Regions from separate parts of the Homo sapiens genome. Here region 1 is linked to region 2. Evidence: chromatin contacts called from ENCODE Hi-C or POLR2A ChIA-PET data. All regions are on one chromosome and are shown on one strand. Each heading gives the region's core, a stretch centred on a gene start or an enhancer-like site at or near the end of the contact. The rest is flanking DNA. Distances are from core to core; before and after follow the strand shown.

Region 1 (7,149 bases), core at 2,312-4,811, 140 kb before region 2:
TGATCAGTTGACTGGCAGTTCCCAGAGATACATATTAATTGTTAAAAGTCTCCAGTCCTTCCTTCTGCAAGCAAGGCAGGCCTTTTCTGAGGTTTTGCTCAAACTGATATCTACTGGGGACATACAATACAAGTCACCTCCACCTTCTTAAAAGTCTTCTTAGCCCTCTTGGTTTCCATGACCTCACAGTCTCCTGGGTTTCCTCTCATCTCTCTGATAGCTCTTTTGTGAGCTTCTCTTTCTCCCACCCATGACCCAGGGGAGACACTTCCTCAAACTGAGACCTCCTTCTGCGGCTCTTTCCTAATGTGGCCTTTCCCTCAGAGAGGCTTCCATATCTCATAGCTTAACCCTGATGTCCGACAATGGCTCACAAATCCAACTTGAGCAAGTTGAATGCATCGTCTCACCTCTAAGAGCCAGGCCCTCATCCCCAACAGCCTACAGGACTCTGGTCCTGGGTGGCTTGTCCATATCCCGAACTCATCCTGCCCAAACTAAAACCATGACCTCTCCAACAAACAGAGGAGCCTTTCTGGCTTGTATCAGGACCCCACTCAACTGAAACACCAAAATTATTTTTTGTCTTTTCTTTCATTCATCACTATACTCTACCAGGTGCTGCTGATTTCTTCAAAATCCTCTTCATTTCCATTGCTCTTGGGAATCAAACCACCAAATCCTTATATGGCTTGCAAGGCCCTGCACAATCTTGCCCCCACTACTTCTCTCCATCCACACTGATCTCATACCATTGCCCCACTGGTTTTCTACCTTTTGGCCAAACAAGTCTACCTGCAATTCCTCCAAGACACAGAGCTTGTTCCAGTCGTAGAGTTTTCAATCATGTTATTCTTTCAGCCCTAGAGTATGTTTCTTCTCAACTTTCATTTCCCTTTCCTCTTTCCTGGTAGAAGAGAATAATTTCTCCTCTTCGTTCAGGTCTCCACCTAAATGTGCTTCTTGAAGGGAATCTGAGATTTATATCCCACACAGTCAGGATTTAGATCTCAAATCAGCTGCCCGCCCCCCTCCCACCACCACCATTACATGATTTGATTGCATAATGCATTCATCTTTACAGTAACTTACCACACTCATAAGTGGGTTCCTATAAAGGTCAGTTGGATAAAGGAAGAGATGTCCTTGCCCTTTCAGGCACCTATCCTCTATATGTGCCAAACACAGCCTACTCATTCCTGACTCCAAACCTTCCCTCCTGCCTTTGTCCCTGTGTAGGATGCTGTGATACTGTGAATTATATTAAGAAATCCATATTTTGGTCTTCATCCCCAGCTCCTGGCACAGAGTCCCTAAAATCCTTGTAATTTCCTGAGCAATAGGAATGCTAGGTGCATTTTTTTACTCTGATATTTAGTCTCTGACCCCAGTTGCTGACGCAGAACTCCTAATCCCTTGGAATTTCCTGGGTGATAGGAGTGTCTTTTGCTCTAATGAGGTGACTCTTGGTAGGCTCCTAGATGGAGGCTGGTTACCAGAAAGACCAAGCTACGATTAGAAGCTTGGAACTTCTAGCCCCACTCCCATCCTCCAGGAAGGGGAGAGAGGCTGGAAATGGAATTAACAACCAATCATGCCTAAGTGACAAAGCCTCCATAAAAATCCCGGTTTCAATCCCTCTGTTTCAAGAGTCTGAAGATATACTGGGTTGCTGGGCGTGTGGAGGTGCTGGGAGGATGGACCAACAAGAAAGGGATGAAAACCCTATTCCCTTGGCCCCACGCCTTCCCCTCTGCATCTTCCATTTGGCTGTTCATGTGTACCCTTTATCAGATCCTTTAGAATAAATCCATAAATACACGGATGTACCCCGGAGTTCTGTGAGCCATTCTGATAAATATTCAAACCCAAGAAGGAGGCCATGAGAGCCTCCAATTTGTAGCCAAGTGGACAGAAGTTGTGGATCACCTGAGGACCTGTTATTTGCAACTGGCATCTAAATGAGGGGTGGGGGCAGTCTTGTGGGACTGAGCCCTTAACCTGTGTAGTCTGTATTATCTCCAGTTAGTGTCGAGATTAAGTTAAACTTTAAGATAACCAGCTGGTATTGGAGAATTGGTCATTATGAGGGATAAAAACCACACATTTTTGTGACCAGAGTGTTATGAAAGTATAAAGAAAGAAAAAACTACTTGTTTTTCTCTATAAAGATGATTTTCCCTTTCCCTCAACCTATTCTTAATAGTCAATTAATATTATATCTCCCCAATTAACTGTCTCCCAAGTCATAACAGTATCCTCATTTAACCTCTTATTAAATCTTGGAGATTAAATCTTTGTTGGTTTTACATTTACTCGTACACTGGTTTACACTGTAACTTAACTGCTCTGTGTGTGTGGGTCCAGTCCCCAAGCACATCATAAAACTTTTGAAGATCATGTCTTACATTCTGTTTTTATGCCTCTTGGTGCCTAATTTGGTGCTATGCAGCACATGGTCGATAGCCAACAATTCCTCCATGTGATAAAATGTCTCCACACAAAGTTACACCATCAACCCTCAACCTGTCCTACAAGACTAGGACACATCCGTGACACACCACATCTCATGCTGAAATCATGACAAGAATCTAAGGCCAGACCTCCTTCTGACAAGCAGCTCATTTATCAGTGATGATAGAATAAGTGTTTGCCAACAGATTTCTTATCTTTGGAAAATCATTTCAGCAACACAGGAACTGAGACAAAAATCCACTAAGACATTCTTTATTGGTCACTTATTTGTAGATTAACATACTCACACTTTCATTTCATGACAATACGTTTGCAAAACAAAACTTTTAAGTTCAGTTCTATGACTCCTAGGAAGATGGAATTTGTAATAGAGAATCTTACACTTGAAGAAAGCAAATACATCCATCCTTTGGTCTCCCAGTCTTTAGGGATGGGTCTGTTGTTTATACAAAGTGTGTGTGTGTGTGTGTGTGTGTGTGTGTGTGTGTGTGTGTGTCAGAAACACAGAGAGAGAGAATAATACTGACTAAGACTGGGAGAAAGTTAAAGGCAGTCATTGATGATCAGGTGGCCTAGGTAGAAATCTTATAACTTGGTCTCAATCTATTCACCAAGTGTTTCTATAGATGGATTATTTGCTACACCAGTGTCCAATGAGTGAAATACAAAGACAAAGGGTCTTCAAGAAAGCTCTCAATCCGGTACAAAGATGGGACAAAGAGGTAGAGCTCTATAATAGCACTAAAGTGGAGTTGTGTATGGGTACTTAGCAGCCAGACAAGAACCTATTAACACTGCCTAGAAGGTTCTGGAACAGCTTCCCAGAGAAGAAAACCACAACAGACTGGATGGATGGGAGAAAATGACATCACCACAGAGGTCAGGGTTATTGTTTTCAAAACAATCACTCTAGTCCCCAAGCTCTGCCAGCCAAAGTTCATTATTCACACATGATCAAGTTTGTAAGGGACCCAAATTTTCTTGCCCAGTTTTTGATCACAAGCTAGATGAGAGAAGCTAGAAAGTATAATCCAAATGCCTTCATCCCGTGGCTTGCTGGCAGCCCAAGGGAGCGAGCCACTGGGTGCACAGTGACACAGAGTTGCAATGACTATGTCATATTCATAATTGACTTTTGGACTATTTCCAAAAACAATAATAAGAACAGCCAGTGGTACAGGGTGCCAAGCAAGTGCCAGATGCTATGCTGAGTGCTTGACTGTATTCTCTCACTGGAATCTCCTAGAAACCTCAAGAAGTAGTAATTTCTCTGTTACATAGACGAACGGGGGAAAGTTAACATTTAAGTGCCTGCTATGTTCCAAACACTGAACAAAGAATTTTATACATATTTTCAATTCATTTTATCCTCAGAACAATCCTATATGGATTTTTACAATTATGATCTGTTTTTATAGATAAAAGTAAACTGGGGGACTCAAAGAGGTTAGGTTACTAGCCTAAGGATACACAGGAGGCAAATCTAGGATCTGCTCCATCTACTAGGTTGAACCCTAGGAAATCACATTATCTGACTATTTTTTGGTCTATTGACACAATTTCATAGGATTTAATGAAGGAATTCCAAAATCCATTCACTTTCCACTATACTCTCTCATAAAAGGGTTTGAACTGGCTTTTGTTAAATATATGTCCTTAGATAGTAACAAAAATGGAAGAAAGGAGTGGGGAAAATGATAAGCAAACCAGAGAATAAGGGAGAGCATATCAGTAAGAATCAAGGTAAGAAAATAAACACAGTCATACACTCACTGAAACTTGGCTTTGCATTTCTCTATGCGCAAGCTACAAATAGCCATGAAGAGTATCTGCATACTGCCATTGCCAGGGAGCATTTGGGAATCTGAAGGTGAGTATGGGGTTGCTCCCACGAGTGGGAAGCACCACTGGCTTGAAGTGAGCAGGGCAGAGGAGGTGAATTATCTGCAATGAGTGGAACTGCTCAGATGCAAAAAGGAATTGTTCTGATGACATCAATAGCATCCCTGTGGAGACACAGGAGCTCATCAATTTCAAAACCTACCTAGGATGTTTGAACAGCTCCACAGGGATCCCATTGACTGGGGCTCCCCTAGACCTCCTGGAAGAAATGGTTAAAGAAACACTAGGAAACTCAGAATGAAGAGATATCAGGACTAATGCCAGGGAAGCAAACATTAACCCCAACCCCTGGAAAGAAAGGTCTGAAGTATGCAGAGACAGACCCTGAGGTTGGACAGAGCTGAAAATGGAGGGGCCTTATTCTAGGAGACAGCAAATGGTTGTGAGGAGAAACTGAACTGGATAGCTCCAAGGTCTCCTGTCCACTCTCAGAGAATTGGTGCCAAGTTATTCAGTAGGGGGTACTATAAATTAAAAGGAGAAAGTACAGACTACTCAGAGGATCACCTGTCTAAGATTTGCTCAAAGAGCTGTCATTGGGAGAGAGGTCTCTCTCGCAACTCCAAGTGCTCGGAGGCAGAAGAGTTGGGAAACGTGGCAGCCACATCAGAAAAATGGCAGCTCCTGGAAGCATCAGCCCAAACCCCTAGAGAGGGAGGTAAAAAGGCTGGGAGGAAGCTCAGAGCAAGGGCAGTTATCACTTGAGGGCTGAGGGAACCGACTGGTAGAGGACAAAGCCTGCTTCTCAGGAGAGAGGCTTTTCTCCGGCAACACTCCCAAGGAAGGAGTGATCTATAGATTTTGGTGGCCTCAGTTTTACCTCACCAAGGTAACTCACTCCATAGTTTAGAGAGGATAGGGATAAAGGAATGGACTCCTGACAGGACAGGTCTGAAAACGTAAGTCCCTCCAAAGCATCCTTCTCTGAACACACCCCTATGTAAGTCTAACCAAGGCCTCAAAGAGACCTAATAAACCTTTCACACCACTCTTAAGCTCACCTTTTCTCCACTAGAAGTTCCAAAGGCTGTCTGTCCTGGTTGGATGGAAGAGTCCCTCAGCGGGCCTGTATTGGTTTTGTTGGTCTAATAGTCATTCCTTCTTCTTTGATAACAGCTTCTTAATTTCCACTTGAGCAACTTTCCTCCCCAACTCTCCAGGAATAGTAGGGCAGTTGTAGGGTAGGGCAGACTGTGGAGAGCGCCCATGCTACGTCCTGGCTCCAAGCAAGGGCAAATCCAGACCTGGCCATTCGGTTAATTCCGAGATGAGCACCAGGCCCAATTCACGTCAATAAAGGGCAGGCACCAGGACTTCTACTGGAATTACTCCAAAAAAGTATCTCTTTTTTCCTGCTGGGATTGCAAAGCTAGTAAAATATAAGCTAAAAGCTAATAGTAGCCAACTTTGTCACCATATGGGAAAACTTACCCAAAGACAAAGTCAATAAAGAAGAAAGCAGAGGCAAGAGATGGATGGATGGATGGATGGATGGATGGATGGATGGATGGATGGATGGACAGACAGACCAGTCAGATAACACAATTCAAGCATGGTTATATAGTTATGTCTGTACCTGGGGTGTGTGTGTGTGTGTGTGTGTGTGTGTGTGATTTACCTCCGTGCTTATTCACATAAACCAATCACATCCCATTTTTGTTTAAACTGGTTTCAGTTGCATTTCTATCACTGACAACAACAAAAATTCTCACTAGCAAACTTCAACTCAACCCCCAACCCGACCACCAAAAAAACCTCATCTTTAAATGTAGACCTAACTCATTTTGACACATCTCTACAAGTAGGAAATGAGGAAAGTGAAAAAAGAATTCTATACCAGTATGAAAAAAAGCTCAACATCACGGATGATTAGAGAAATGCAAATCAAAACCACAATGAGATATCGTCTCACGCCAGTCAGAATAGTGATTATTAAAAAGTCAAACAATAGATGCTGGTGAGGTTGCAGAGAAAAAGGAATGCTTTACACTGTTGGTGGGAACGTAGATTAGTTCAACTACTGTGGTAGATAGTGTGGCGATTCCTCAGAGATCTAGAAGCAGAAATATCATTTGACCCAGCGATCCCATTACTGGGTATATACCCAAAGGAATATAAATCATTCTATTATAAAGATACAGGCACGCATATGTTCATTGCAGCACTATTCACAATAGCGAAGAATGGAATCAATCCAAATGCCCATCAGTGATAGACTGGATAAAGAAAATGTGGTACAGATACACCATGGAATACTATGCAGCCATAAAAAGGAATGAAATTATATCCTTTGCAGAGACATGGATGGAGCTGGAAGCCATAATCCTCAACAAACTAACTCAAGAACAGAAAACCAAACACCACATCTTCTCACTTATAAGGGGGAGCTGAATGATGAGACCACATGGACAATAGGGGGAACAACACACACTGGGGCCTGTCAGTGTGGCAGGGGGAAGTCATTGGGGGAGGGAGAGCATCAGGAAGAATAGCTCATGGATGCTGGGCTTAATACCTGGGTGATGGGTTGATCTATGCAGCAAACCACCATGGCACACATTTACCTATGTAACAAACCTGCATATCCTGCACACGTACCCTGGAACTTAAAATAAAAATTGAAGGTTTTTTTTAAAAAAAAAAAAAAAAAAAAAAAAAAAAAGGATTCTACACCGGGAGATGAGAGTGAAAATGCCATTGATTTTAAACCCGCCTTCCTGATTCTAAATTAAGATTCCCACTAAAGATTTAATACAGTGGACAAGGGAATTA
Region 2 (6,313 bases), core at 2,816-5,315:
GCAACAGAGTCTATTTTCTCTGCCACAGCCAAGTCCAAGTGCCAATCAGGCAACCGTAGCTGGGCACAGACTCACTGAGAAAGCGCTCAGGCAGTGGGGAAATGTGGCTGTGAGGCCCTAGTGAGGAACAGCCTGGCTGAAACAAGGAGGGAACAGGGTGATGACTAAGACGCAGTCCTTGGCCACAGGGCTCTGGGGTTCACCAAAGGAGGCAAATCCCCCCACCACACACACACACAAAAAAAATTCGTGATAGTAAAATACAGCAACTTTTCTAAAAAAAAGGCAAAAACTGAGGCTCAGGTGTGTACAAAGAAGGGAAGGATTAATGAGCTTAGAGGAATCAGGGACCATGCTGCAGAGGCAGTCGGGTTTAAGCTCTATCTTGAAAGGATTTGTCCCTGGAGAAGTGGAGAAGGGGCATTCCAGGTTGTGGCTACCCCAATAGCCATTCTCCCCTTTTTCCTGAGGAATACAACTCAAGAATATTATCTGAGCATTACTCCTGCCTGGGGTAAAAGATCCTTCTCCAGAGTCTCTCCTATATACAGAAAGGGCCATGTTCCTGAAGTTCTGGGCAATAAAATAGTAGCCAGTATGTCAGAAAGGGTTTCCCAGAAGCCACCTTATATGGGAAGGATGCACTCTTCACTTTCCTTGCCTCCATCCAGCTTCCTGGAAAGGTGATGTGATCACGACTCTCCAGCAGCCATGTTAGACTGGGAAGATGGGGGAGGGGGTCTAAGAATGGTAGTTCAAGTGTTGAAAGGAATCTCAGTCAAGGACCTCCAGGGTTTACAATTTATGAGGATCCCAAAGGGCACCTGGCTTTAGTAGTTTATAAAGCCCCCTCTTTTGGAAGAATTTGGGAAAAGTTCCCAAATGAGAAGACATCTGTGGGTCACCACCCTAAGTCTCACACAAAATGGCTCTCTTCCCTCACTGAAAAGCAAGCAGGTTTCCCGCAGCCCCTTCCTGCTAAGAGTGGAGTACAGCCTCTACAGCCTCTATTTTGTCCAAGAATTTTAATCCAGAGTCTAGGCTCAAACACAAATCCCAAAGTCCTCTCCGCATTTTTCTTAGAAGAGTTCTTATCTGTGCCTCAGATGTAAAATGGACAGTGGATCATCATGCAAACTCTGAGTGGCCTGCAAGGAATATTCAAGAACTTCCGAGGCAGGTACCTTCACCCCCTGCCCTACCACCAACACATATCTACCTTCAATAGACCTAGAGAAATTTAAGAGTGTTTCTACCCTACCTTGTTTCAAAACACAATCATAATAAAAGTATGTGTAGCATCCAACGCAAGCCCTTTTCTCAATAAATCATCATCAATCAAATTCTCCTGCTTAGAATTCTTCCGTGGTCTTAGCTTAAATCTTATTTTCACTAAGAATCCTTGTCTTTTTAAAGAGTGCTTTTCTCTTAATCCCCCCTGCCCCATTCTTTGTCTTCATAGTATGTATTCCAAATCGTAATTATATATGTATTGTTTAATCTCTCTGTCCCCCTGCCACATTGTATATTTCATGAGGGCAGGAAGTATGTTTATTTTGTTCATTACCTAACACCATGCCTAACACTATGCTGCACATTGTTGGAGCTCAGTAAACACTTTTCAGGAAATAATTTTTGAAAGCACACTTTCACACATTAAAATATTAATGCTTATTTTTGCCACTGTTTATACTGAAGCAAACTTACAAATGAGTGATAGCCAAGTCTCCCAAATAATTATTTTCATATTTTAACAATTTGACTGAGCTTATTGTCGCTTTCATTCCATTTCAATTGGAATAAGATATTCAATTAAAATAAAATAATTGTTCAAAATATTTTTTAAACACTTCTGAGGGGAGAAAAAGATAGCTATGTACTCATTGCAATAAATATAACTTCAGTTCCTCACTTGGTGCAGACCCATTTGGTGAACATACTTGGCAAAAAAATAAGGCTGAGGAATTTTTTTTAACAGTTTTCAGTCATGGAAATGAAAAAGCTACAAGTCCTTCTGTTCTTGACCTTGATTTCTTTTTTTTTTTTTTTTTTTTATGATGGAGTCTCGCACTGCCGCCCAGGCTGGAGTGCAGTGGCGCGATTTTGGCTCACTGCAAGTTCCGCCTCCCAGGTTCACACCATTCTCCTGTTTCAGCGTTCCGAGTAGCTGGGACTACAGGTGCCTGCCACCACGCCCGGATGATTTTTCTTTCCTTTTTTTTTTTTTTTTTTTTTTGGATTTTTAGTAGAGACAGGGTTTCACTGTGTTAGCCAGAATGGTCTGGATCTCCAAACCTCATGATCCACCAGCCTTGGCCTCCCATAGTGCTGGGATTACAGGCGTGAGCCACCGCACCTAGCCGACCTTGATTTTAAAAGCAAGTGCAGGTGTATTCCTCCATGGCCTCCTAATGGGCTATCTAGGGGTGAATGGGTGGGGCAGTCCCTAACTTACACTGACCAGGAGGCCAAGCTGCAGCCTCCAACAGCCACACTAGAGTAACTCTCACAGGCAAAATGCAGGACAGTGGAAACATGGAGCTTTCCCAACCTAACCAATATTTTATTCTTAAGGTCTCAGCATAGAGCACAGTTTTGCTGACAGTGGGAAAAGGTATCAGCCAAGTTATTTCTTAGGTGCATTTTATATGACTATATCATCTGTCCTTTTCCTGATGCCAAAGGTAATTCCCTGAGATACACTAGCCATCCTGATATGGTTTGGCTCTGTGTCCCCACCCAAATCTCATCTCAAGTTGTAATCCCCACATGTCAGGACAGGGAGCCTGCAGGGAGATGACTGGATCACGGGGGCGGTTACCCCATGCTGTTCTCATGATGGTGAGTGAGTTCTCATGAGAGCTAATGGTTTTAAAAGCATTTGGCAGTTCCCTCTTCGCTTGCTCTCTCTCTCCTGCCACCATATGAGACCTGTCTTGCTTCCCCTTTGCCTTCCATCATAATTATAAGTTTCTTGAGGCCTCCCCAGCCACGTGGAACTGTAAGTCAGTTAAACCTCCTTTCTTTATAAATTACCCAGTCTCAGGTCGTATCTTTATGGCAGTATGTAAATGAACTAATACACATCCCATCAGGGTTAGATGCATGGGCATCTCTTTGGAAGTGTTGTTTTCAATATTGCAAACATGGAATTTTATCACAGCAGAACTGAATTCCACGGCATCATTCCTCCTTGAAATATAACATCTTATGTCCAGACAGAAGTCTTTCCAATATTCTATCATTTTTTTAAGAACTATTTTTCCCCTATATTATCTTTAGCCCTCTAGTTTAGGCTATTTTTATATTTCTCAATCACTTAAAACCAAAGTTCTATTATCCCTTCCTTTCCTGATTTAATAGCACTGAAGTCATCCTTTTATCTACCCTACCCTTCCTCCAAAAAAGATCATATCTGATACCTTTCTTCTGCCTCAGATGTAAACACACACACATCCTAAGGAACATATGAGGTGTTCTATTATAAAATTGTATTGTACTTTTTAAAAAATCTCAGAACAGTGAACTGGGCTTAAAAGGAAAACCTAATTCCAGTAAGAACAGTTTGGTCAAAAATCAACCAGTGTTAACTGATTCTGTCCTGAATCATGAAAATCAAGGCCAAAATACAAAATACAAAATGTATTTTGCGCCACTTCGAGGGGCCAACTGTACATAGACTTTAGCAGGCACATAATAAGCACCCAATAAATAGTACCTTTTATCATCAGCAACATCAGCATCATTAACATAATTTTTATCATCATGTTATCCCCCAACTATGATGCTTTTAAGCTTCAGAATGGTCTAAAGCAAAAAGAGAAGCTGCCAGGCCAATTTCTAGTACTCCTAGAGCTGCCTAGTCCCACCTAGCACTGACTGCCACTCACAGAATCAAGGCCAACTGTCTACATCATGGCTCTATTGTCATCCATCAGCAGAGAGCTGGAGGCCAAGAGACCCAGTGGCTGAGAACACATGCTCAGCCTTCCCTTTCTTGGTAGCCAGTGCTCAGTCTGCCCTTTGGAGCTCGCCTGATGCAACTGGTTTCCAGGGAGATGCCGGGGCAAGAAGTGCCAGCTCCACCTCCCATTCCGCATCCCCTTTCCCCAAATCTGTGGGACCTCACTGTTTTCCTACCATGTGACAGCATTGTGTCATAGCTGCTCTTGTATACAAACAAGCTAGACTATTTAAATGTCATTGTGAGAAAGATGCCGCCTGCTCTCATTTACATATCTATTCAGACCACTACTCCTTCCTTGATCTAGCCAGAAAAGTTTTTTCTTCCTCTTCCTTGGCAACTTATGCAAAGCTGGAGGACCATCTGCAAAGTTAACTACCTGTTGGGATAAAAAGATGTTAAGAATCTAGTCCCTACAGAGGTGGAGAATTAGAATGACTACATGTATAACTTATGGTATTACATCACAAAAGTCATATGTTACTGGCCATTAAATGCTAAATTATCTCAAAAGCTATTCATAAATTTTCCCTACTGCCAAACAACACAAGCATCTTTTGGTCTTGGAGAGCTATGATACCCTCAGTGTTTTTAATCTTCAGAATTAGGTCCCAGCTGAATAAGAAAACAATTCTATGTGGGCAGCAGGGAATGAACCAAAATGAGAAACTGATCCCTTCCAGCACTAGTTCTCACTCTTGTGAAGTATGGATTAGGTCACAAATAAGATTGTATTCATCACCAAGCCCCATGGGCACACTCTGATTGAAGGTAAAGGAGTCCAGGAACTTCTCAAGTTGAGAAATAAGGCTGAGTTGGGTTGAAATTTCCAGTCCCTCCCTAAAGGCCTGGGAACCTGTTCCAAATCATAACCGAAACCAAGTCGAAGGACATCTGTTTCTTCAGAAAGTGTTTGGCACTGAAAAGAAGAACCACAGATTAGAACAGATAAATATTGTTGTGGGTGGTGAGGCCAAGAGAAGCGGGGAATCAGGAAAATCAGAGTCATCTAACCTACTAATAAACTCTTGTAACTCAATAAATACCACCAAAAAAAAAGAAGGAAATAATAAAAGGGAGGAAGAGGGAAAGAAAATCAATGGAAGAATTCTTCTTATTCCTAGCAGGAGTTGACACAACCTCAGTGAATAAAATTCTGCTGCATTTAGATGAATATTTGGACCCATTATTTGTATAATGATTTAATATTAGATCATCTACAAGAACAAGAGGAGAGGCATTGAGCATTCTGCTTGGAGTTTGGTAACAAAGATTATACATTAAACTTACATATTCAGCATAATATTGAAGAATAATTTTCTAAGCTTTGATGGACTACCAAGATCACTTTATGAGTAGATATTAAAGGTTTTTCTCTGATCCCCAAGTCACTTTTAGTGCAAATTAGAGTGACATGTAGCATCTAGTTAACTTCGACTCCAGGTATCCAGAGTTAACAGAGTGAGATAATAGGATGAAATCAGTAGGCAATTGAATCATATTTTCTACCCGGGAAATCTGGTGTTCTGAATCATTTCTTTCAAAATCAACCTTAGTTGTTATTAACAACAGAAAAAAACAATAGCAATAGCAGTAGTAGTAATAATTATCATAATGATAATAGTAGTAGTAAAAGTAACAGCAGTGGTAATAATAATGGTAATAATACTACTAACCATACTTACACAGCACTTCCTATGTACTGGGCACTGTTCTAAGCATTTTAAATATATTAATTGATTTAATCCTGACAGCACTCCTATGAAATAGGTGAGCTGTTATTAGTATCCTGTTTTACAGATGCTCTCAATAATAACTCTTAGTCATTTTTGTTGTTGCTAACAACTAGAGCTATCTTCCAAAGAAATCATTTGGAACCACAGTAAAGGAAAAGTAGCTTGCTCAGGGTCATCCAGCTACAAAGTAACAGACTCTGGACTCAAACCTAGGATGCCCAGCTCCAAGGTCTGACCTCTCACCTACTGTGTTCTGCTTAGTAAGGCCTTCTAGAAAAGTAGTATGGAAAGAAGTTAGTCACTCCCCTGCCTGCTGGTAGCCACAGTTACTACTTCAAGTTTGCTGTCTCCTCTAGGAGTCTTCCCAAACACAGTTAGATGTGCAACCTGTTCCTACAGCTATAAAAAGTCACTAGGAGTGTTAAAGGGCTGTCCCCACGTGGTCTGTGACCATCTAGTGCTCCGTTAGAGCTTTCACCTTTGCCAACTAAGGAAGGAGTGAGGGGAAGGGGGCTGAAGTGGGGGAATCGTTCCCAGGCCACATTTCCTGCCCAGTAACACGGTCCTCAAATAGCCAAGGCTGCACGCCGAGAAATTCCTCACTAACAAGTTA

What was found. Hi-C counts contacts between places; a loop is a spot of excess contacts on that map. ChIA-PET counts read pairs that join two places held with the same protein, here RNA polymerase II (POLR2A). Pooled maps may share reads with other maps.
Region 1: a map of Calu3 shows a loop between it and region 2 (6-fold over the local background). The contact joins two enhancer-like sites. A Hi-C loop is called at or near these places in 7 of 168 maps with a recorded cell type or tissue (Calu3, PC-9, aorta and 4 more) and 10 of 50 pooled maps. POLR2A ChIA-PET finds 5 or more read pairs at or near these places in 1 of 52 experiments (WTC11).

Annotation. Positions count from the first base shown.
Region 1 is chr4:41,501,748-41,508,896 of GRCh38, reverse strand. It overlaps a transcript of LIMCH1 not described here. Among named protein-coding and RNA genes, the nearest start is that of LIMCH1, 33 kb to the left of the region's middle. Within about 2 kb of position 3,561, at least 7 of the 41 ENCODE cell types and tissues checked have a DNase peak (open chromatin) inside an H3K27ac peak, as active enhancers do; they include ascending aorta and dorsolateral prefrontal cortex, where a contact is called at or near this core.
Region 2 is chr4:41,363,608-41,369,920 of GRCh38, reverse strand. It overlaps a transcript of LIMCH1 not described here. Among named protein-coding and RNA genes, the nearest start is that of UCHL1, 110 kb to the right of the region's middle. Within about 2 kb of position 4,065, at least 2 of the 41 ENCODE cell types and tissues checked have a DNase peak (open chromatin) inside an H3K27ac peak, as active enhancers do; they include ascending aorta and dorsolateral prefrontal cortex, where a contact is called at or near this core.